3 separate regions of the Homo sapiens genome follow, and all the other regions are linked to region 1. A link is a loop called in an ENCODE intact Hi-C map of the cell type or tissue named here. Cell type or tissue: pancreas. All regions are shown on one strand. Region 1 overlaps CAMTA1 (calmodulin binding transcription activator 1). Region 2 holds the start of LINC01672 (long intergenic non-protein coding RNA 1672). Region 3 overlaps CAMTA1 (calmodulin binding transcription activator 1).

Region 1 (8,000 bases):
GAATGCCACTGCCTCCTGCTCTGCTGGCAGGTTCTCACCCCTCCTGTGCCGCAACGCCATCCCCGGTCCGAGGCCCCTGTAGGTGCTCTTGCTTCATTACAGTTTGCTCCACATGTCTGTCCCCAGAGGGCTGAAAACCCCTGGGAGAGCCACAGCCCTTTATCTTGGGGTCTTCTGCAGATCTAGAAGAGTCTCCAAAAGTATCTCCAGTGTGTTCCTAACTGGGGCTGGGAACAGAGACCACAGGGCCCTGCTGGAACCGCAGTGAGAGCCCACACCTGCTGAGCACGAAGTGAGAGTCAGGAGCTATGCCGAGGGCTCACATGCACGAGCCCCACTTGACTACTGCCATGAACCTGCCCGCCTCGGCCCCCCAAAGTGCTGGGATTACAGGCGTGAGCCACCATGCCCGGCTGAGTCCGGAGTTCTTGAAGAGCTCGCAACACCACCCTTGTTTTGACGGGCTGCGTGATCACAGGACTGCATCTCTGGATTTCGATAACCATACATGAATTGAGCTGAAGGTGTTTTGGTCAATGGAGACCTCTGTGCCTCCAGAGCTTATAAATCAGAGCCCTGTGGTCTAACAGCCATGATGTTCCCCAATCATGTTACTGCAATATTAATAAGGCTGTTTAATGCAACCAGTTCCTTCTAAATTGTCACATAAAAATTTGGTAAATGTCAGACATATCATTTCATAGAAAATAATGTTTTACTGCCAGGGGAGCTAGGTGGCTGAGAAGATGAGTGCAAAGCCTGGCGACAACCTTTGGCAGGTTTGAGGGACAAAGCGCTGCCAGCCTGGGGCTCCCGCCTTGGCCCTTCTTTCTTGCAGTCAGCAGCCACCCCGAGTCCCCATGTGCAGGGGCCCTGGGTGAGGAGTCCTGGGGAGGGGAGGGGCTAGAAGAAACAGCCCTTCCTGTCCTCACGCAGCATACAATCCTGTTGCAGCAAGAGAGACTACCAGGTTTTCTCAGTCACTGGTCACTCCTCAGGATGCCCCTTGTCATAAAAGATCATTACCCCCATTTTAGGAAACCCAGGCAGCCCCCAGGAACATTGGCCCACACAGGAGAAACTTGACGTTTACAAAGGGATGAGTTCGGCTGGGAGCAATGGCTCATGCCTGTAATCCCAGCAATTTGGGAGGCTGAGGCAGGTGGATCACCTGAGGTTGGGAGTTCGAGACCAGCCTGACCAACATGGAGAAACCCCGTCTCTACTAAAAATACAAAAAATTAGCCAGGCATGGTGGCGCATGCCTGTAATCCCAGCTACTCAGGTGGCTGAGGCAGGAGAATCGCTTGAACCCAGAAGGCAGAGGTTGCGGTGAGCCAAGATCACACCATTGCACGTCAGCCTAGGCAACAAGAGCAAAAACTCCATCTCACAAAAACGAAAAACAATAAAACAAAGGGATAAGTTCACAGAAGCAAAGTAGCATCCTGTAAACTACTTATAAATGGGGTTGGTGTCCTGTAAAAGGGGTTGGTCCCACTAATTTGGGCGGACAGGGGCACAGAGACGGACAGAGTGACATTCTCCACAGCCTAGTTTATGATAGGAAGAGTGTGGAAAACCCCTAAAAATGGCTTCAGTTGGCCGGGCGTGGTGGCTCACGCCTGTAATCCCAGCACTTTGGGAAGATGAGGCGGGTGGATCACGAGGTCAGTAGATCGAGACCATGCTGGCTAACACAGTGAAACCCCGTCTCTACTAAAAATACAAAAAAATTAGCCAGGCGTGGTGGTGGGTGCCTGCAGTCCCAGCTACTCAGGAGGCTAAGGCAGGAGAATGGCGTCAACCCAGGAGGCGGAGCTTGCAGTGAGCCGAGACCGTGCCACTGCACTCCAGCCCGGGTGACAGAGCGAGACTCCATCTCAAAAAAAAAATAAAAAATAAAAAAGGCTTCAGTTAACTGCTTTGGTAAATGAATCACAGGATATTGATAGAATAGTAGATAGTTATTAGAAAAAATGTGCATATCTCTATTTGTTAACATGGAAAGAGCTCCATTATTTAAAAAAAAATTGCAAAATGGAATGCATGGTGAGATCTCATTTCTATAGAATTCTTCACTTACCCAGCACCTATATGTCTATGTGTACATAAGGAAAAGTCCGGAAGCATTGAGTTCTCTAAAACCTTGACCCTGGCTATCTCTGGGAAATGGGACTTCAGAGGATGTTTGTGAAGTTGGTTGCTTTTTGTTGTATCTTTCTGTGTGGTAAGAATGTTCTTCAATGAGCCTGTTCTATCTTTATCAGAGAGAAAGATGTTAATTTAAATGAAATTAAAGGACAGGGATTACAGCATGAACTCAGCAAGCATTCACGGGGCACCTGCTCTGCACCCAGTCCTAGGGATGTAAGGGTGATGAAACTCAGCCATTGCCTGGAACAGCCTGAAGGCAAGTGGAAATCACAAATAACAAGCAGATGATTGTAATTCCACGAGGGGCAGGCAATGAGGGTGAGGTGGCGGGGCGGGAATTTGAGGGGGAGGCAGTGAGCTTTGTGTCACCTCCTTTTACTGCAATAAACCTTGGCCTGCATGCCCCCTAAAAGTGGGTTCTTTGGAGGCACGTGTTTGGCCTCAAGGAAAGTTCTCATTGAGCAGAGTTAAAAAGCCCCTTTTGGATCCTCAGGGGATGTGGGGACAACTGAACTCAAAGCCAGAGAAGGCAAGAAGGAAACACCTGCCTCAAGGGGCTGTGGACAGGCACTGGGCTGAACACGCCAGGCCATCCCACATCTGCCATCCTAGGATACCCCCAAAAGGGGATGCTAGGATCCCAACCCCTGAGATGAGGAATCAGTGGCTCGGAAAGGTTCGCTGCTGGCAGGAACCCTGTAGGGATGAGCAGAGGAGCCACACTGGAACAGTCGAGGGGATGTGTTTCTGTCACTCACCATCTTCCTGCAGGGAGACTAGACCCTGAACTTCTGAGCTGGAAATGCCACTGTCGAGGGAACTCTGAGCCAACCAAAAGTCTATGATCATGCGCCTGTGACCTTCTCCAAAGAGGGACTGATGCAGAGAAGTGAACCCCCGAAATCCTGCTAAGTGTCTGAGCTTCCACCCTTTCCTCTGGGGTAGCTGTCAACCCCGCTGGCACATTGCACTGGGGTGCCGGCCTCGCCACTCTTGATGGGTTGTTGATGGACCCTCCCAGGTGTTCTCAGCAACACCCCACCCACAACCCCAGGAAAGGGAAGTTCCAAGGGAAATCCAATGCCTTAAATGAAGAATTCCCAGGGCCACTCGGAGAAAAGGCTCCCAGGATATTGTTGGTGGGGAGGGAAAGGGTGACAGTAGAGGTCTTTCTGGGTAATAAAAGAGATCTGCTGGCCGGGCACGGTGGCTCACGCCTGTAATCCCAACACTTTAGGAGGCCGAGGCAGGCGGATCACGAGGTCAGGAGATCGAGACCATCCTGGCTAACACAGTGAAATTCCGTCTCTACTAAAAAATATAAAAATTAGCTGGGCATGGTGGTGGGCGCCTGTAGTCCCAGCTACTCGGGAGGCTGAGGCAGGAGAATGGCATGAGCCCGGGAGGCAGAGCTTGCAGTGAGCTGCGATCGTGCCACCACACTCCAACCTGGGCAAAAGAGCAAGACTCCATCTCAAAAAAAAAAAGAGATCTGCCAAGATCAGTAAGAATTTGCCCCAGGCTCCAGTGCCCTGCCCAGCTGGCCCCTTACAGCCCCTTCCTGACTCTTCCTAGCCTCTCCTCCAGCCTCCTCATCTCAGTCAAGGAGACACTAGACGATGGGGTCAAGGCGCTTTCTGCCATCTGCTGGCTGCGGCAATAAGGATGCAGCTCATGTGACCCGAGACTCATCAGGGCAGCAGCCCATGCAGGTGGCAGCAAGGGAAGCTGAAGTGCGGTGGGCAGGGTGCCAACGGACCATCCAGACGACATGGAGCAGCTACGGAGCAGGGCCCTGGGGAGCGGGGCAGGGAGGCATATCCACCAAACACTCCCACATCAAGAGCCCCAGGTGGGCTTTCATCAGGTCCCCACTAACCCTAGAGCCTTGCCCTTAGCAATCAATGACACCAGCGGAGAGGCGCGGGTGTCACGCCTCCAACCTGGGACCCCGCTTGAGCAGGGACGGAATTCATGAGTTTTGTGCTCCTGTACAAAACGATGATGACATTTAAAAATAAAACCCGTACACAGCAGATTCCTGAAAAATAATAATAATAACCTTAATTTTAGCAAGTGGAAAATAGTTTCAGAAAACTGTTTTGCTCTTGGATCTCGTTGGGAACATGAAAACCTTCTCAGATTCAGCCAGCTGCTGGTTTTTCCACTTCCCTTTGGGTGGACGCTGAGCCATCCAGCTGTGGCGCCCTTGCCAACTGGGACGAGAGCCTGCAGAGCGGTGCAAATTTAGGCCATCCAGTGGAAAGCTCACCAAGCGCCTCGGCCACTGGGCACAGCCTGACCTTGAGCAGCGATTATGTTTCCAGCTAAGCCTGCAGCCTCTCCTGCAGTAAAAGGAGACTGACAAGACCTAAGGCCTCCACCTGGCAGAGCATCATTCTCCCTCCCATCGGGTGAGGTCCAGGATGGCTTGAGCACTCTGGCTTTATGTAAAGGTGCTACAAACGTTAAGGTGCCCCATCCTTTATACAACTGCATGTCATGTGGGTTCATGGTAGTGATTATGATTAAGATTAGTCTGTGGTCATTACACACCCAGAAGATCTCTGGTCATCTGGGGTGATCGAGTTATTCAGCAATCTTCCACCCCGCCCTCTAACAACTGCAGTGAAGATGGGATGATACCTTCGTTAAATATCCCATAGGCCCCAAGGTAAACCTGAGAACTAATAAATACATGTAAATACATCTAATAAAATAAAATTTGAGATTAAAAGGAATCTCGCTTGCATATTCATGAACCACGTGGAAACTCAAATGAGCTCTTCTAAGCTCCTTATTCATGGTGAGTCAGAGATTTAACACATGCTGGGAAGATTGCTTAGCAAATATAAGCCTGGCAATGGCACATGCATCCATGAATTCATCGGACAAGTATTTATTAACTGTCCCTTTGCATTACTATTTATGTTGCATATTCATCCCTCTTTGCAAACCCAGGGCCTCATATAAATGGCAGGCACTCACCTGTTGACGATGCTGGTGTTCTGAGGCCCTAGAAAGCACAACCCCTGGCCTCAGGTTGCTTATATCTGCTCAAGGAGGTAAGAGTCACTTCCTCTATGAAGCTTTCCTGACCCCTCAGGACCCTGTTAGGTGACCCTAGTATCCATTTCTCAAGACTCTCCCTGTTAGCACCTACCTCCCATCACACACTCACACACACATACACACACGCATGCATACACTCACACACATACGCACACAATCACACATACACATACTCACACGCACATGCACCTGTTCCATTGTCTCTATCCTCTCCTGCACTAAGTTTAGGGTAGGGAGACACTGAATCTGCTTTGCTCACCCTAGCCTGACATACACATGTAGGAAACATTCAGTACATCACTGGATGAATGAAGCAAGAAATGAATGGTTGGATGGGTGGGTGGGTGGGTGGGTGGGTGGATCAACAGGTAAGTAAAGGCAAGGCAAAGGCCTAAGTTGTGGCCCAAGGAAAGATGTATGAGGGGGTGGCCCGCAAGGGCGAGAGGAACAAGAGCGTTGGTCATCAAGGGAAGAAGATCAAGAAAAAAAGGTTTGAGATCTTAAGGACAGTGAAGACTTGGCATTGGGTGAGTTGGTATTTTCTGGTCATTTCTGTGCCACACAGGGTGCCGGGCACCTCATGAGCATCACCCCGGATCCTCACAGCTGCACCTGAGGCAGATATACCCACGTAGAAGAGGAAGCTAGGCTTAGCAGGATAAGCTGGCACCACTGCAGAGCTGGCACGCGGCGAAGCCAGGATTGGAGACCAAGTGGGCCTGACCCAAGCTCTCTCCATGAAGACCAATGGGCATCCTCTGGCCCAGGGACCATTGCCATCAGGTGGGACCGTTGCCATCAGGAAAGAAGAGAGCGTGCTCCAGGAGGCAGCTCTGGGCAGTGCAGAGGGATGAAACAATCAATATGGTGGCTGGGCCCCTTGGAACAAAGAGAAAGGGCTGGGGCTGTCTAGGGAGGACTCAGGACTCATGACCCACTCCTGCCCACAGAAACATAACTCACTCTCCGCCTGAGCACAGCCACTATGTCATGGGGTGATGTAGAGCCAGGGAGGGAGGCAAGGACACGTTCCTAAATAATATCCTATTTTGTAGTCAACAGTCAGGCAAGAGGAAGGGAGAAAGAGGAGGGCAGGAAGACAGCGAGATGCAGAAAGGATTGAATGTTCCATGAGGATCAAATCTCAGCCTCCCCGCAGGTGCATTGAGACAGAAGACGCAGGTCCTCACAGCCAGAGGTGCTCATGGAACCAGCCCGGGCGATGTCTCATCACCCAGACGAGCACAGAAAAAGACAGGCTTGCAGGGTCCCACGGCCTGTCTGACACAATGCTCATGGGGTTTTCTCAAAAGCATCATCTATTTAGCTGATGGCCCCAAAGTGTTTCATTTAGCTGGAAATCGTGCTTGGTCCATTTCCCAGATCTCAGTGACATTATGAGAAGCCAGCAAAATGTGTCTGGCAGCAGAGCAGTTCAGCAACCCATCACCTCGAGTCACAGTCCTGTCGCCCCTGTTTGGAAAGCAGACAGTTCAGACGACTTCTAGAAGGCAGAGTCACTGCTGCCTCCCAGGCAACCGAGGACTACAGGAAGCCTGTGTGTGTGTGTGTGTGTGTATGTGTGTGTGTGTGTGTGTGTATGCACCAGCTTGTGCACATGCCCTCTGAAGGAAGGCAGGGGTCACCCATGGCACAAGGCAGTCACCATCCTCCCTGACCATGGGATAAAACTTTGCCATTCCTTTATCTTATTTAATCTTCCCACTAGGCAGGAATCATTATCCCCAAACTATTTCTGAGAAAGCCAAAGCTTAGCCGGTTCATGTGGCCCCAGCCCCACAGCCAGCAAGAAGCAGGGCTGAGACTGTAATTCAGCACTGTCTGAATCCAAAGGCCAGGCTCACACTGAGACCCCAGCGTTCCCCACCCCATTCCACGGGCCTGGAGAGGTGTTTCACGACGCATTCACTGGTCTGCCTGGTACCATATAAAGAAGAATCAAGTCCCATCACCAAAGAAATTTGCAGAATTCTCAGTGAACACAATGGAACAGGTCTGATTCTGGAGGGACTTCCTGGAGGCCTTCAAAGGCTAATGCACACTATGGAAACCCAAAAGCCGGAGCAATGGCTCTGCTCGTGAAAGCCCCCGAAGGCAAGACTCTGGGTGTGTTACCAACTCTCCGAGTCTCACACAGTCTCTGGCACAAGGTAGGAGAGTGCAATACCCATCAAGTGCTTGAGTGAATGAATGATGAATGAATGAACAAGTAACTAAATGCTGTGAATGAGAGTTCTGTCTAAAGATTAAAAAAAAAAAAAAGAATAAGGCTCTGGGGAAAAGGCCCCAGCATCTCTGCTGTCATGGAGTATTCCTGCTGCCTAAGGTCCTCTCATAGAACCCGGCCCTTCCTGCACTGCCTCCAGCGTTCCAGGGGATGGGTTCTGAGAAAGCCGGGCCATTCATCTGTGCTGGTGCCGTGCCGGCCTTCGGTGCTTGCTGCCCTGGCTCTCCCACCTGGTGGGCTCTAGGAGGAATTCCCCGTGAGGGCACAGCAGAAGCTGACTGACAACCAGGTGGGAGGGAGACCTCCTGGGCCCAGCTGGAGGGCCCTAGGGAGCGGGAGGCAGGAGACAGGACCTCAGTGACCCTGGAGATCGCTCCCCATATGTCCTCATCCTCTCCACCACTTCTTCTCCATGTCCAGGCACTCGTGGGAAGTTAAAACCCAAAGTTGGGCCCGTGGTGCCAGGTCAGGGGACAGCAGGTGCCACCTGGGTGCCCGAGCACAATTCCTTTCTCCCTGTCCG
Region 2 (8,000 bases), 500 kb after region 1:
AGGGGGAGCTACCTTAATAAAGAGGTGCAGGCAGAACCATGAGGATTGGCTTCATAGCTGGAGCTCCAGTTTGCAAAGCTCTCTATTTAAGGTCTGGACAGGACTGCATTGCTGGGGTCTTCTCAGCCAAACTCATTAGCTTAGGAAGCCGCTGCTCAGGGCACAGTATTTAAATATGTAGGACTCTGCCCTTGCGTCTTAATTGATCCTGAAGCAATGCCCAGACATAACGCTGAGAACCCCAGTCAGCAGGAAGAGCACTTCCTTCATTCAGTAACTTGGTATTTTGCATCGGCATCCTATTGGAACCCACCAGGCAACCTCTTACTGCCTCCGAAGCCCTCTGAGGAACTTACAAACGCCAGGCCCCGACGGGGGAGAAAGGTGGGGCACCGCAGTGGGAGCAGTCACAGGAACCTGACACCCACTGTCGGGCACATGGCTGTGCGTGTTTCAATGGGACTGATTTTTTTTTTTTTTTACTTATTTTTAGACAACCTCAAATAACAATCTAGAAAAGCCAGACTCCAGAGAACAATGAGAAAATGTAGAGAAGCCAAATATAAAAATACCGGCACATGCAAAAAATAAAACAAAATAAAAAAATCAATTCACTTCCACAGATTACAAGTGGAAATTCCCAGAGGGACGAGTAGATTTTGGAAGAGAAAAAGAGATTATATTTTATGGGAAGAGATACAATAACCATTCTCTTCCCATAAAACAAGTGATGGAAGATTGTCTCTGCTTCATAGATATACACTGCACATTTTCAGGATGATACTAACAGGAAATCAATAGGATCTTTTATATGTGAAAAGACATTATCTCTCCGGATTCCCAGCACGGCTAATCGGGCTACAGAAGATCTTCACGAAAACTTACCACTGGCCATTAATCTTGGTCCTGCGACAGTAAGTAGCCTGCAAATCCAGATCTTTGTTTATTTTTAAATTATACTTATTATTTATTTATTTTTTTATGGGGGAGATAGTCGCGTTCAAAGCATCACCCTCCATTAGAGCCACAGAGCCTCCAGATGACAAGTGTCTCCACAGCAGACCAGATGCTCCCGGAGAGCCCCTCCTGCCCACGTCCACGCTGGGTGATGGCCATGTCATTAGCCACCAGAAGCTTTATCTGGGTATAATTTGATAGCTATGACAGGCTCAGCGGGATTTATGGGATCTCCTGGTTTTTGCCTTTATTGATCTGAAATAGAACCAAAGTTAATATCAGCAAAAAACACTTTGTGCTGGGGTCATTTACCCATGAAAGGCTTTGGTGACTGGTGGCTTTGAACATTTATTATACAAGTGTTCTTGGCCAGCTCTAGGTCATGAGCCTCATGATGGCCGACAGACTACACATTCTGGCCTCTCCTGCCACGGGAGTATCTAACCACTGTCCTGGTAAGACCCTTTCTTTTTCCAAGACACCTTAATCATCACAGGGTATAGAGCCCGTTAGTATCAAGTTTGGATTTAGCACTGGCTCTGCCCTGGCATTAGTTTGCTCCAGCTGCCCTAACCAAGTACCAAAGTCTGTGTGGCTTAAAACAACAGAAATCTCAGTGGGGCACATTGGTTCATGCCTGTAATCCCAGCACTTTGGGAGGCCAAGGCGGGAGGATCACTTGAGGCTAGGAGTTTGAGTCCGGGCAACATAGTGAAACCCCCATCTCCAAGAAAAATACAAAAAAAAATACACACGAAAAAAATTACAGGCATAGCATATGTGCCTGTAGTCCCTGCTACTTGGGAGGCTGAGGTGGGAGCATTGCTTGAGCCCAGGAGGTCAAGGCTGCAATGAGCCAGGATCATGCCACTCTACTCCAGCCTGGGTGACAGAGACTGATATATACATATATATATATATATGATATATATGTGTATATATATACACGTATATATGTGTGTATATATATACACGTATATATGTGTGTATATATATACGTATATACGTATATATACACGTATATATGTGTGTATATATATACATATATATGTATATATACACGTATATATGTGTGTATATATACGTATATATGTATATATACACAGACATATATATACATCTCATATATATACACACACACATATATATATATATATGACAGAACATATATATATTCTCTCGTGGTTCTGGAGGCTTGAAATCTAAACCCAGGCATCCCCAAGGCCATGCTTTCCCTGGTGGCTGTAAGGGAGGATCCTTCCTTGTCTTTGCAGCTTGCAGAGGTTGCCTCGACATCCCTCGACTTGCAGACGCATCATCACGCCCAAAAGGTGGCCGTCTCCTCCCTGTGTCTTCATATCATCTTCCCTCTGTGTGCACCTGTGTCCGAATTTCCCCTCTTTAAAAGGACACCAAGGCCGGGCACGGTGGCTCACGCCTGTAATCCCAGCACTTTAGGAGGCCAAGGCGGGAGCATCATGAGGTCAAGAGATCAAGACCATCCTGGCCAACATGGTGAAACCCCATCTCTACTAAAAATACAAAAATTAGCTGGGCGTGTTGACGGGTGCCTGTAGTCCCAGCTACTTGGGAGGCTGAGGCAGGAAAAACGCTTGAACCCGGGAGGCAGAGGTTGCAGTGAGCCGAGATCACGCCACTGCACTCCAGCCTGGCCACAGAGCGAGACTCTATCTCAAAAGAAAAAAAAAAGACACCAGTCGTATTGGATTAGGACCCACCCTAATGATTTCTTTTTTTTTTTTTTTTTTTTTTTGAGACAACATTTCATTCTTGTGGCCCAGGCCGGAGTGCAGTGGTGCGATCTTGGCTCACTGCAACCTCTACCTCCCAGGTTTAAGTGATTCTCCTGCCTCAGCCTCCTGAGTAGCTGGGACTACAGGCATGAGCCACCGTGCCCAACCTAATGATTTCAATTAAATTATTTCAAAGGCCCTATCTCCAAATACAGGCACATTCTGAGGTCCTGGGCATAGGACTTGCCTTCAACATAAGAACTGGGGGACCCAATTCAACCCATAACAGCCCTCAAAAGACTTCCCTCATATTAAATGCAGACCAGATCATTCCTAATATGATCAGTGTAGATCGGGGTTCTCAGCCTCGGCACAGTTGACATCTGTCCAGGCAATTTTTTGTTATGGGAAGCTTTCCAGAGCATGACATAGGGTATTTATTAATAGCAGGATCTCAGGCCTCTACCCGCTAGATGCCAGTAGCACCTCTCCCCTCCCTTGTAAGAACCAAAAATGTCCCCATTTATTCATTTATTGCCAAATGTCCCCTGCAAGGGGAAGAGCGCCCCCAGTGGAGAGCCACTGAATTAAGTGAAATGTAGGCCGACCTTAGAGAAGCATTGCAAGGGGACTGAACACAGATGAAGAGGTTAGAGCGCTCACACATCAGGCAGAGAATCTTCCCTAAAAGCGGCGGATTCTGTGAACCCCCTAAATGTCCAGATTCCTTCATGAATTTCAAGAGTGGTTATTGTGTGCCAAGTATATATCAGGCGCTGATCTGGGCACTGGAGGAAAAAAGAGAACAAGACATTTTATTTTTATTTATTTATTTATTTTGTTGTTGTTTTTTGAGATGGAGTCTCACTCTGTCACCCAGGCTGCAGTGTAGTGGCGTGATCTCGGCTCACTGCAAGCTCTGCCTCCCAGGTTCAAGCGATTCTCCTGCTTCAGCCTCCTGAGTAGCTGGGATTATAGCTGGGATTACAGGCGTCCGCCACCACGCCTGGCTAATTTCGTATTTTTAGTAGAGACGGGGTTTCGCCATGTTGACCAGGCTGGTCTTGAACTCCTGACCTCAGGTGCTCCACCTGCCTCGGCCTCCCAAAGTGCTAGAATTACACGTGTGAGCCACCATGCCTGGCCAAGAACAAGACATTTTAAAACCCCTGCCTTAAATATCATACATTTGAGTGGAGAAGACTGAAAATAAATAAGATAAATAAAATATGTAGAATGCTGGATCATCATATGTGTGAATGTGAAAAAAAAAAAAAACAAGGGAAGCAAGGAGGACAAGAAGTGCTGGGAGGATGAAAAAAAAGTGCTTTTTTTGTGTGTGTTAGATGGAGTCTCGCTCTGTCGCCCAGGCTGGAGTGCAGTGGCATGATCTCGGCTCACTGAAACCTCTGCCTCCCAGGTTCAATCGATTCTGCTGCCTCAGCCTCCCAAGTAGCTGTGATTACAGGCACGCACCACCACACTCAGCTAATTTTTGTATTTTTAGGAGAGATGGGGTTTCGCCATGTTGGCCAGGCTGGTCTCAAACTCCTGAGCTCAAGCAATCTGCCTGCCTTGGCCTCCCAAGGTGCTGAGATTACAGGCATGAGCCACCACGCCCAGCCTGGGATGCTGAGATTTTCCAGGGTGGCCCGGGCAGGGCTCACTGAGATGTGGGGACAGGCTGAGAATGGGGGAGTGGGCATCGAATCATGCAGATTCAGGAAGAGCATTGTAGCTGGAGGGAATAGCCAGGGCAAAGGCCCTGAGGCAGGAGTATCCCTGGGGAGTCTGAGGAACAGGAGGAGGCCTGTGGGGCTGGGGCAGCGTGGACAACAGGGAGAGGGTGGCAGATAGAGTCAGTGAGGGAGGGGCGGGAGACAGATGACGGAGAGCTTTCGGGTCATGGCAGAGACAGGCTGGCACCCTGAGAGTTATGAGGAGCCAGTGGAGCTCCTATGTGTGTGTGGCGGGGGGTGCGGGAGGTGGGGGGTAAATCATCCAACATTTAGCAGGATTCCTCTAACAAGGGGCTGAAGAAGTGCCAGGGCAGAAGTCCAGCTATGTGACTATTACTACATCCAAGAGAGAAACAGGGATCCACAGACTAGCGCGGTGGGTGGCGTGAAGTGCGGGGAGATCCTAGATGGATGTGTTTGACGGCAGTGCCAACGAGATTCGCTGATGTGCCAGACATGGGCTCTGAGAGAGCGGGGAGGTCTTCGGCTTCAGCAAACGGAAGACAGAGCCGCGATTAATTGAGACGAGGAGTCAGCAGAAGCAGCTGGTTTGGAGGGAATATCAGAACGTTTGCTATTTGTTTTCATTGGGGTGCAACAGACATAACATAAAATGTGCTCTTTTAGCCACTGTGAAGGGCACAGTTCTGTGGCCATTACTACCTTCACACTGTTGTGCAGCCATTGCCACCACCCATCTCCAGAACCAGGGCAGGAAGCCCGGGCACTTCGACACTGAGTTCCATAGTGGAGCCGGGTACAAGTTGGCCTAAAGATAGGGTTATAGCCAGCTGGGCGTGATGGCTCACGCCTGTAATCCCAGCACTTTGAGGGGCCGAGGCGGGTAGATCACCTGAGGTCAGGAGTTCGAGACCAGCCTGGCTAACATGGTGAAACCCCCATCTCTACAAAAATACAAATATTAGCCAGGCCTGGTGGCGGGCGCCTGTAGTCCCAGCTACTTGAGAGGCTGAGGCGGGAGAATCAGTTCAACCCAGGAGACAGAGGTTGCAGTGAGCCAAGATCACACCACTGTGCTCCAGCCTGCGTGACAGAGCGAGACTCCATCTAAAAAAATAAAATAAAGATAGGGTTGTCAGATGTCCCTCTTCTCCAGGGACAGACCAGATTCTAGCCATTGCCCTATAATTAATAGCGGCTCTTCTCACTCTGGAAAGTGTTCTAGTCTGGGTGATAACATGGCCACCCCTCTTACTCTGAAGTAAGAACTCCCAGGCAGCATCTCTTGTAAAGTAAAGATGCAGAGCTTCAGGGACTCAGAACCTCCACCTGCGCTCCTCCACTACAGGCACATCTCAGTTACTTGGACCCAGTTCAAGGATGGGTGAAGGCCTGTTTTTGCCAATGACTAAACAACCTTGGAGAAGTCTGTGCACATCGGTCGCTATGTCCTTGGTTCTGGCAGGAAGCAAATGTAAACTCCCAGTCGTGAGGGCAACCACATAGCCTTGGGTCTCCTTTCCTCCTCGACTCACTGGTTCTGACGCACTAAACAAATGATAAGCCTAGATTGCTAGTCTTTGGCTGTGATATCTCCTGCTAGAACTTCCATCTCTCCCACAGCCTACCCTGTGGGACCATCTGCTTCTTTACAGCAAATCTCACCTCACCTGTTGACATTTACATGCACATGCCAAAACTAAGAGAAAGCCTGAAGAATGTGGGACATGAGGAGCTGGGATGTTCCTGGGTCGCTCCACGCTTCATGAGTCAGGCAGGCTGGAATGTGGTTGAAAATCAGGGAGTTATGGATACACATTCCAAAGTCCCCGGTGACATGTTCAGAATGAACGGAACTCCATGACAGGCAAAAACAACAGCCCTTGTTTAATTCTGAAGTTTACATGCACATTGGCACTGTTCTATCCTAACCTTTTGTTTCCATGGAAACCATTTATGATACCACAAAAAGAGGATTCTGACCAAAGTAAGGAAGGAATAGCAGCAATGGAAACTTGCTTTCAAATGAGCTTCAGGTAGAGGGAAGGACAGGGAAAAAAAAAAACAAAGAAACAAAATGTGGAGCCTGATACGGTTTGGATTTGTGGCCCTGCCCGAATCTCATGTCAAATTATAATCCCCAATGTTGGAAGATGGGCCTGGCGGGAGGTGATTGGATCATGGGGGCAAACTTCCCCCTTGCTGTTCTCGTGATAGTGAGTGAGTTCTCGTGAGATCTGGTTGTTTGAAAGTGTGCAGCACCTCCCCCTTCGCTCTCTTTTCCTCCTGCTCCAGTCACGTGGGACGTGTCTGCTTGCCCTCCACCTTCCGCCATGATTGTAAGTTTCCTGAGGCCTCCCAACCATGCTTCCTGTACAGCCTGTGGAACCGTGAGCCAATTTAACCTCTTTTCTTTATAAATGACCCAGTCTCAGGTAGTTCTTTATAGCAATGCAAGAACAGACGAATACAGAGCCATGCCCAGAGCTATTGTTAGGGAGAATGACTCTCTCCGGATGCCCTAGGATGGATGTTTGTGGCCCACTCCTACCAGAGTTGATTCTGACGATCTAGCTGGCTGAGTAACCCTTCCAAAAACTGCTTTACCCTTATGTTTTCTTTTCTCAAGAAAAAAAGTGTTGTTCAACCAAGGGGAAAGCACTCTCTGTTGTAACCCAAGCATGCAGAGGCATGGGGTGGAGGAGCAGACGTCACCTAGAGTATTAGTTTCCTGAGCCTGCTGTAATAAACTTGGTAGCCTAAAACAATAGAAATTTATTTTCTTACCGCTCTGGAGGTCAGAAGTCCAAAATCTGGGTGTCAGTAGATCCACGCTCCCTTTGAAGACTGTAGGACAGACTCCTTCCTTGCTTCTTCTGGTATCGGTGACTTGTTGGCCTGTGGTTGCTTCACTCCAATCTCTGCCTCTGTCTTCTCATGGCCGTCTCCCCTGTGTCTGTGTCTCAAATCTGCCTCTACCTTTTTCTCATAAGGACACCTGTCAGTGGAGCTAGAGTCCATCCTCAATCCAGAATGATATCAAGATCCTTCATTACATCTGCAAAGACCCATTCTCGAAATACGGTCCCTTTCTCATGTTCTGGGGGTTAGGACTTGGACATCACTTTTGGGAGCCACGATTCAACCCACTATACCCATATAACAGGAGACTTTGCCGTGGCAACTATAAAAATTCACATTCCATTTTGGGAGGCTGAGGTGGCAGATCACGAGGTCAGGAGACCTTCCTGGCTAACACGGTGAAACCCTGTCTCTACTAAAAATACAAAAAAAATTAGCCGGGCGTGGTGGCACACGCCTGTAATCCCAGCTACTCAGGAGGCTGAGGCAGGAGAATTGCTTGAACCCAGGAGGCGGAGGTTGCAGTGAGCCAAGATCGTGCCACTGCACTCCAGCCTGGGCGACAGAGCAAGATTCTGTCTCAAAAAAAAAAAAAAAAAAAAAAAAATTCACATTCTGAGCACCAAATGGGAAACCCCGTAGGTCTTGAAGCTTTGGCCAATTTCGGAAAAATTGCATGAGCAGTTCCTACCACTCCAAGACCTGGGCACGGCAGGGAATCTGGGGC
Region 3 (8,000 bases), 180 kb after region 1:
TACATTGGCTACTAGCTTATTAAATAAAGTAAATTAGGTCTCAATTATTTGCCTGCACACCAGGCAGGAAAAATGAAATTTTCAATTTAAACATAATATTGCTATTAATATGCAGAGGCAGATCTGAGATCAGACTTTCTGTGCACTTCTACTGAGAGAGGTCAGAGAAGAGGGAGATTCTCATGAAGGGGTCCCCTCCCAACCAAGGCACCCACTGGAGAATCCCAGGCCCTTTCAGAAGAGCTGGGTTTTGGATGCCTGGAAAAGCAGTTTGGGAAGGAACAGCAGAACCTAAACCATGCGTCTGTTTTATTTTCTTCAGTGCATCACTGCCAAATGCCCTTATTAACATTACCTTTCCATATCAAAACATCTAAATCGGGCACATTCGAGGCCTCTGCATTTGCATTTTTTAATGGAAAGAGAGAACTAGTATCGAGGAAGGATGTGCTTAACTCCAAGCCCGTATCAGCCACACAATCCAACAACAGATGCTAGAGGACGTCTTCAAGAGGAGACTTTTAAAATCTACTCATGTGGTGTTATTTGGGCTTAATCAGCACAATGTGCTCTAAAAGCCAATTTCATATCTGGAATCAAAAGAACCAGGATTCAGTACCGATAGTCACCTTCTAGGGCCTCCCCTTCCAGAAACCCTTCTTGCTAAGGGCATCTACAATAAGGATGTAACGGCTCTAATGGAATAAAAATAATCTTTCAAATGTAGATATATATAAAGTTTAAAGAGTTTGAGGTTGGCCTGCTGGGGGGTACAAATTAATGACTAGTCAGACATGCAGTCTCAGGTATTGGGGGTATTTGGTGCCGGATGGTGACCAGCTGTTTGCTATTTCAGCTGAGGACAGAATGAACAGGAAAGATGCTTCCAACTACAGCAGGAGGGGGCCAGACGGGCAGGTGTGGCTAGCAACAGCAATGCCCTTCCAGGAGAGGTTGGTCTCATCCCTGGAGGCCAAGTCACAGTGGATAAGGAGCAAGCTTTTGGGTTCTGCCACCTTTCGCTGGGTGACCACCACCAAGTTATCTTTTAAACACTTTGAACTGCTTTGCGTCTAAAACGTGGGGATGATATTAGTGCTGGCTTCTCGGGGTCCTTAGGAGGATTTTAAAAGAGAAGCACATAAAACATTAGCTTAGTTCTGGCCCATGATTAAAAACAGGATAGACTCATTTGCGCAGTGTTCAGGTACAAGCTATACTTCACCAGACTCTCTTACAGGAGTCTCAACAATTGAAGAGATTTATTCACTGGGTTTATGAAGAGGCTGCTTCCAAAGAAACATAGGAAGCCCATAGAAACAAGTATGAGTTTTTATTTTGGGGGATTTTTTTTTTTAATCAAAATGGCGGGATGTTAATGGGGAGAGGAGGCACTGCTGGCAGACAGGAATGGGAAAGAAAACCACAGGCGGGAAGAGGAGGGAGTGGGGGAGAGGACGTGAGGGGGAAAGATGCGCCAGGCAGGGGGGCAGGAGGACTGCACGCAGGGTAAGTTCCCTCCCCAAAGCAAGGGAAGAGCTGATGCCTCCTCGGAAGGTCGCCCAGAGAGGGGAGGGACAGGCTTCCTGTCTCTGGCTCATTCAGGCTCCAAATGCCAGGTCTCCAAGGTCGGAGAGGACGTCTCCTGTTTCAGCGCCACCACAGAATCTGCCCGCTAGAGGCCCCATCACCCATCTGCTAATCACGCATGTGCCTTCCTAGCCTCAGATGCTTATGGCCCTGCTGAAGGCCTGGTGTTTGTGCCATCGGTTACATGCAGAGGGGCATGATCTGGGTCCCAGTGGCACTGCCCTGCTTTCCCGGGGTCCCCAGTGGCACGGCTCTGCGTCCTCGGCGTCCCCAGCAGTACTGCTGTGAGTCCCCAGGGTCCCCAGCGGCACTGCTCTGAGTCCCCGGGGTCCCCAGCGGCACTGCTCTGCGTCTCTCTGGGTCTCCCCCATTCCCGTCTAGTCTGGGTGAGACCCTTGGCCAGTCCCAACCGTGTGTGAACAGGCCCAGCAGCTGTGGCCACAGGGTCCATGACACTGGGGCGCCTGCTCTGCAGCCCCAGCCATGCGCTGTGCATGCATGTGTGTGCATATGTGACACCCACGTGCCTTCTGCAGAGACATCCAGGAGAAATTCCCACTGAAGGGGATGGCGGCAGCATCTCCCGTAGATCACTGCTCCTGACCTCCGCTGGCAGCCCTAATGGCCCTCTGGAGGATCCAGGTAATACAGTCACCCTCCCCTAGACCTATATCCTCCAAATGTTCCCAGTGAGGAATGTGAGCTCCTGCATCCAGAACCACCCTCTCCCCTGGCTGCCTGGCCCCCTGCGGAGATCACATGCATCTCTAATTTCTCTGTGTTCCGGCAACTCGGGGATTTAGAGCTGGAAGAGAAACCAGTGCGTGAGCAGTCTCACAAAAGCTCTAGCCTGAGGGCCCGAGTATTTGCTAAATGCAAAGCCTGCCAAACTGCACCCCCAAGGCCCTAATGTTCTCCCGTGAGCCACCCACCGAAGACGAAAACAGCTTCCCTGGAACCAACCTTCAGGAGCCACTGCTAATAAAGGCAGGCGTTTCTTACGTTCTACTGAAAAACGTCACCATATAAGGAAGATGACCAACCAAAGAGGACAGGAAGGGTGGGTCTGAGAAAGAGTCGAAGCCATTCTGCAACGGGGTAAATGTTTTCCGCCGAGCCTCTGGATGAGAATTTTGATGGCTCACATTTCCCGGACACTAGCTGGAAAACAAGCCCTGTGCTTTTAAGCACCCGACATCATGCACCATCTCCTTTTAACACCAAATAGCTGTAGGTGGACAGCACTATTACTGACCCCACCTGACGGAGCAGGCACGTGCACACACACACACACAGAGACATGCACACACTCAAGTGCACACACAGAAAGGTAAGGCAGACAAGCCTAATTAACCTAAGAAAATCTAACCCCAGGTTGCTGCCAGAAATGGACTTTGAGAATGCAGCTCAGGGTGAGCGTAGGGTGGGGGAAAGAGGAGGGCCCCTGCCTCTGAGTGAGGCCCCGATGCACCCACCATCCTATGAAAGCAAGCCTGCCCAGAGGCCTGTGCCAGCGGCCTTGGCAGTCAAATGTTCCCTAAGTGGCCACCTGTCCCGTCCTGCCAGGCTCCACAGCTGGGCAGACCTTCCACAAGTGAGAAAGCTGGGGCTGCGTGTCCATGCCCCAGAGCACACTGCAGCACACCCAGGCCAGTGAAGAAACTTGGGGGGTGGTTTGGTTGATTTCATTTTGTTTTCTTGAGGCAACCACACATTGAAGACTCTCAGAAACACCTGCTTTCTACCTTATTACAGTGACCTCTGGTGGTCAAGAATCAGATATTGCACAGCCAAATTAGAATTAAATAGCTTAATTTCAAGCAACTCTAGGTAACAAACGCCTAGAGGTCCTTTAAGAGGTTCTGAGAAGAGCAGAAGAGAAGGAACTGTGAGTCGGGAGCTGCTGCCAGCCCTACTGAAGGGAGGAGACTGGCTGTCACCTGACCCTGAGCAAAACCCGCTAGGGCTTCTCAGATGATGCTTCCAGAGCAAATGCGAAAGGCCTCCGCGCTCCAACCTGGGGCGGCATCTCGGCTGCTGCTCCCCCTCCCCCGACCAGCTGGTGGCATCTCAATGCCAGGCTTAGAGGGCACGGGCTCAGGGAGGTTTTTAGCAAAAGCTTTCCCCCTGCCAGGGGACCTGCCATGAGCTCAGGGGGAGGAAGGGTTTCTGGAAGGCTTGCGATCTCAGCGCCACCACCAGCCCTGCTCCAGCTGCTCCAGGGCTGAACAGGGAGAGGCAGGGAAACTGGGCTCCTTTCCCCCCACTGGAATCACAAGTCCCAGCCAAGAGAAGAAGGTCGGCCAGGAACAAGAGGAAGAAACAGCGTTTCTGCCCACACTCCATGGTACACTGGGTACCCAGGCTATGGTGCCAGGGCAGCCCAGGGAAGGGGGACGAGGAGGCAAGAGAAGCAGCATCTGCTTTGGGAGTCATTCTGGAGACTGAAAGGAAAGATAAAATCCCAGGGGCCATGATCAATATCCCCTTAGCCCTAAGCCAGGGCAGCAGAAGTCAGAGGCTGGAGGAGGGGAATTCTCCTGTGGAAAACAAAGCTGAACAGGGTATCCTGGAACAAACCTTAGCACAAGCAAGCACCTCTATCACCCTATCCCCAAGGACACTCTCAAGACATTCTAGACAGATGCTTTAAACCCTAAAAACTCTCCAGGGACAAGCATCCAACAACCTCAACCCATTCTAGGAGCTTCTAGAAGCTTCCAGATCAGAGCATTCAGACGTTAACCCCTGCACACATTATTGCCACCACTTGGTCTGTCCATAGTGTGGAGGCTTCAGTCAAATCCCCAAACACTAATGACAGATCCTCCCAAGGTATCGAGATAGTCTAGGCCTTGCTGTTTTGAATATGAAGACAGACTGGTTCGCTCTCCTGATATTCTTTGGAATTCAAAACGGATGTAGAATATCAATATCGTCTCAATTTTCCTTTATCTACGAGGAGACGTCAGCAAACCTTTCTGCCAAGGATTGTACAAGGATCATTAAAAGGAAAATGTCCATGGTAATTGTGCCTTTATGCGTATTTCTTCACTCCAATATTCTATAACATAATAATGTTTCACATTTCTACAGAACTGTCTTTTCAGCATGTTTTCGCATTATGCTTAATTTCGTAAGAGTTTCTCAGCCCCACATAACGACACAGTTCAATGCAAAATCAGATATAAATCTAGCTTAAGAGACTCTCAACAGGAATTTCACTTAAAACTGTAAATGTTAAAAGATTCTGCCTCTGATTTATGTTCTGTTGTGTGTGTGTGTTTCAAACAGTGAGCTTCCCCAGCCCTCTTAGACAATAGATGCTGGCAAAGCCACAGCAGCCACAGCCCAGGCCTCGCAGGTCTGACTGGACTGGCTCTGAGCCCCTCTGCAGAGGAAGCCGAGAAGGGGACAGAGGGCAACCCTTCGGTAGAAGCTCCAGCTCCGGGGCCGTGTGGGGCCTCGTGTAGAAAATGAACCAAGGGTGGCTGACACCGTCGCCCGCACTGGCTTGGGGCCAACTTTTAGGGAGTCATTTTGCAGCTTTATCTCATTTCCCTGCTCCTCCAAAATGCCAGGGCAGCATAAGGGCCCTCCGCCTCCTGCGCCCACACGCACCTGTCTTAAAAAACAGAGGGAGGGCCAGGCACCATGGCTCATGCCTGTAATCCCAGCACTTTGGGAGGCTGAGGCGGGCAGATCATGAGGTCAAGAGATCGAGACCATCCTGGCCAACATGGTGAAACCCAGTCTCTACTAAAAACAAAGATTAGCTGGGTATGGTGGTGCACATCTGTGGTCCCAGCTACTCGAGAGGCTGAGGCAGGGGAATCGCTTCAACCAGGGAGGCAGAGGCTGCAGTGAGCCAAGATCGCGCCATTGCACACGCCAGCCTGGACCGCAGAGTGAGACTCTGTCTTTAAAAAAAAAAAAAAAAAGAGGGAGATCCATGGCCAAGGCAGAAAGTCCTAGGTCAGGGTTTTATTCTGTATTGTACCTGGCTGTGGTCATGACCTTGCACATGTCAAGGTGAAAAGATGACCCCTGACTCCCTGCTTACGGGTACACCTGGGAGACGGGCAAGCTGACAGTGCCAAGAGCTCATTTGGGAAGAAGCAGGCTGATGCCTTCAGGTGCTGTGAACTGTGAATTCTTGATGGAATTAATGAATCCAGAGGAGGCATTCATCCATTGTCTAAGCACATTTAAGACAATTTTAAAATGTGGATTATTTACATACTAGGCTCTAATGACTCCGAAGCAACCATTACAGTCCGTCACGTAAAGCCATATCCAAGCAATCTGATTGCACCGGATCACACGCATGCCGTGTTTAGACAACTTACAGTACACAAATTATTTACATCGTGAAAACATCTCTGTAGCCCTGGCATTACGCTATCAAGAGACAACACAGCAGCAGATTAAATTGAAATATGCTGGCAGCTTTTGAAACTTTCGACTTTATTCCAAAATGCTAAAAGCCAAAAAAAAAAAAAAATCACAGTTAGCGTGTCTAAAATTTCACTTGAAAGGTGGGGCTGTGGTGAGTTGCCACCCAAAAAAAGAAAAGTCGCCACTTTGCAATTGTAAAATCCATTTATTTAAAGAAGATTGAAGTATCCAAGCCTTCTGATAGCACTTAACATATTTTAAAATATGCACTGCAAAGCTCTAAAAGTTCCTGAATTCCTCCATAAAAAAAAAAAAATGTTTTGCCACTTCTAATGGACTCCAACCAACTCCAAGCAGAATCTGTAGGGTACACGCCCCCAGAAAAAAGGCAATTGAAATGACTTGTCTATATCTTTCCAGGAAAGTAAATTATATGTAAGTCTGTACTCACACTCCCACTCCCCTATAGGTTACCCATTTTCCTCCCACACTCCACAGCCCACAGAAATGAAGAGAAAATTATCAAGTGGGTTTAGGTGCTTGGATACCTAATTGCAACAAATCTAAGCGCCTCATCTTTCTGCCTTTTAGAACTTTGGTTTCAGACTTTAAAGCGATTCCCATTAGCCACATGCCAATTAGCTTCGAGCATTTCACAGAATAGAACGCCCCTTGAGATAAATCGCCCCACATACCTACACGTCTTCCAAATATCTCCATTTGTTTTTCAATATCTCACTAAAATGAGGGAGGCTCTTGGACAATGGTTCAGATGTGAAAGGAAGCGCTATTAATTTTAATTCAGAGTCCTCAAACCAAGGTATCAGAAAGGACCCCAGACTTAATTAAGGACAACACAAGTCTCTCTAATCCAAAGAATGCTCCATTTCTGTCCCCTGTGCTTCAAGAATTACAAGGGTTGCCTGGGCATTTTGTAGCTTTGCAAGGGAAGCAAAGCTTTGTATAACTAGGTTTGATGATGATGATAGTAAAAAAGAAGGGAGGAGGAGGAGGAGGAAGAAAAGTGGGAAGGTGGCAGCCATGACGCCACACTCCAACAGTATATTAAATGGCGTAATTCACACAGAAGTATATAAAGCATAAAGTAAAAGTCACATTGCTCAGTAACCCTGTTCCAGCAAATTACCACCAGAAGTGGTTTGCTATGACCCTTGGCATATAGAAACATCTTTGTTATTTATTTATTTTATTTTATTTTTTATTTTTGAGACAGAGTCTTGCTCTGTCACCCAGGCTGGAGTGCAGTGGCAGGATCTCGGCTCACTGCAACCTCCACCTCCCAGGTTGAAACAATTCTCCTGCCTCAGTCTCCTGAGTAGCTGGGATTACAGGCGCCTGCCACTATGACCGGCTAATTTTTGTATTTTTGGTAGAGACAGGGTTTCACCATGTTGGCCATACTGGTCTCGAACTCCTGACCTCAAGTGATCTGCCCACCTCGGCCTCCCAAAGTGCTGGGATTACAGGCGTGAGCCACCACGCCCAGCCTTTGTTATTTATATAAATGGGTACATACAATATCTGTATTGTTATAAAAACTAATGTTTCAAAAGAAATATGAACAAACTGTGAACTCTAATGAATGATATTCCTACCTGTTGAAATATTTGGGAGAAAGTGTATTGATGTGTACAACCTTCCTGAAATGAATCAAAATATCAAGATGGATGGATGAAAACAGAAGGGTGAATATTGATAAGGCAGGTAAAATGAAATGCTAGCCACAGGCGCTACTTGGTGGGTTTATGGGTTTCATTGCAAAACTCTTTCAATTTTGTTATATTTTTGAAATACGTTTGAAATCTTTAAATTGAAATGGCAGAAAAACTAATTTTTTCACTTAATATATGGCATTGATCTCTGTATCCTTTTTAACCACTACACAAGATTCCATTTTATGGGTGCACCATGATGTCCCCACTGGTGGACATTTAGGTTACTTTGCAATGACAAACAATGCCACAATGAATATGCATGTAAATATGCCTTTG

The links. A loop is a pair of places that touch in the nucleus more often than their neighbours do. Peaks named below come from ENCODE experiments on the same cell type or tissue, not always from the same donor. Only the 100,000 strongest peaks of a DNase experiment are listed, where the experiment ranks them.
Region 2: it touches region 1 in a loop (4-fold over the local background); 70 of 110 quality-filtered maps call a loop at or near these places.
Region 3: it touches region 1 in a loop (2.5-fold over the local background); 21 of 110 quality-filtered maps call a loop at or near these places.

The regions. Positions count from the first base shown.
Region 1 is chr1:7,220,736-7,228,735 of GRCh38, reverse strand. The region is part of intron 4 of CAMTA1 (calmodulin binding transcription activator 1); the gene reads right to left. Among named protein-coding and RNA genes, the nearest start is that of CAMTA1-IT1, 140 kb to the left of the region's middle. RefSeq lists enhancers at 3,407-3,907, 3,908-4,408. In pancreas, no CTCF peak of the experiment used is centred here; a DNase peak (open chromatin) is centred at 3,880.
Region 2 is chr1:6,722,932-6,730,931 of GRCh38, reverse strand. LINC01672 (long intergenic non-protein coding RNA 1672) reads right to left here and starts at 6,187. Exons shown (of 2, transcript NR_104620.1): 1 at 6,082-6,187; 2 at 920-1,212. In pancreas, a CTCF peak has its summit at 3,276; no DNase peak of the experiment used is centred here.
Region 3 is chr1:7,038,255-7,046,254 of GRCh38, reverse strand. All of the region lies in intron 3 of CAMTA1 (calmodulin binding transcription activator 1), which reads right to left. Among named protein-coding and RNA genes, the nearest start is that of CAMTA1-AS3, 28 kb to the right of the region's middle. In pancreas, a CTCF peak has its summit at 3,344 (motif pointing left); no DNase peak of the experiment used is centred here.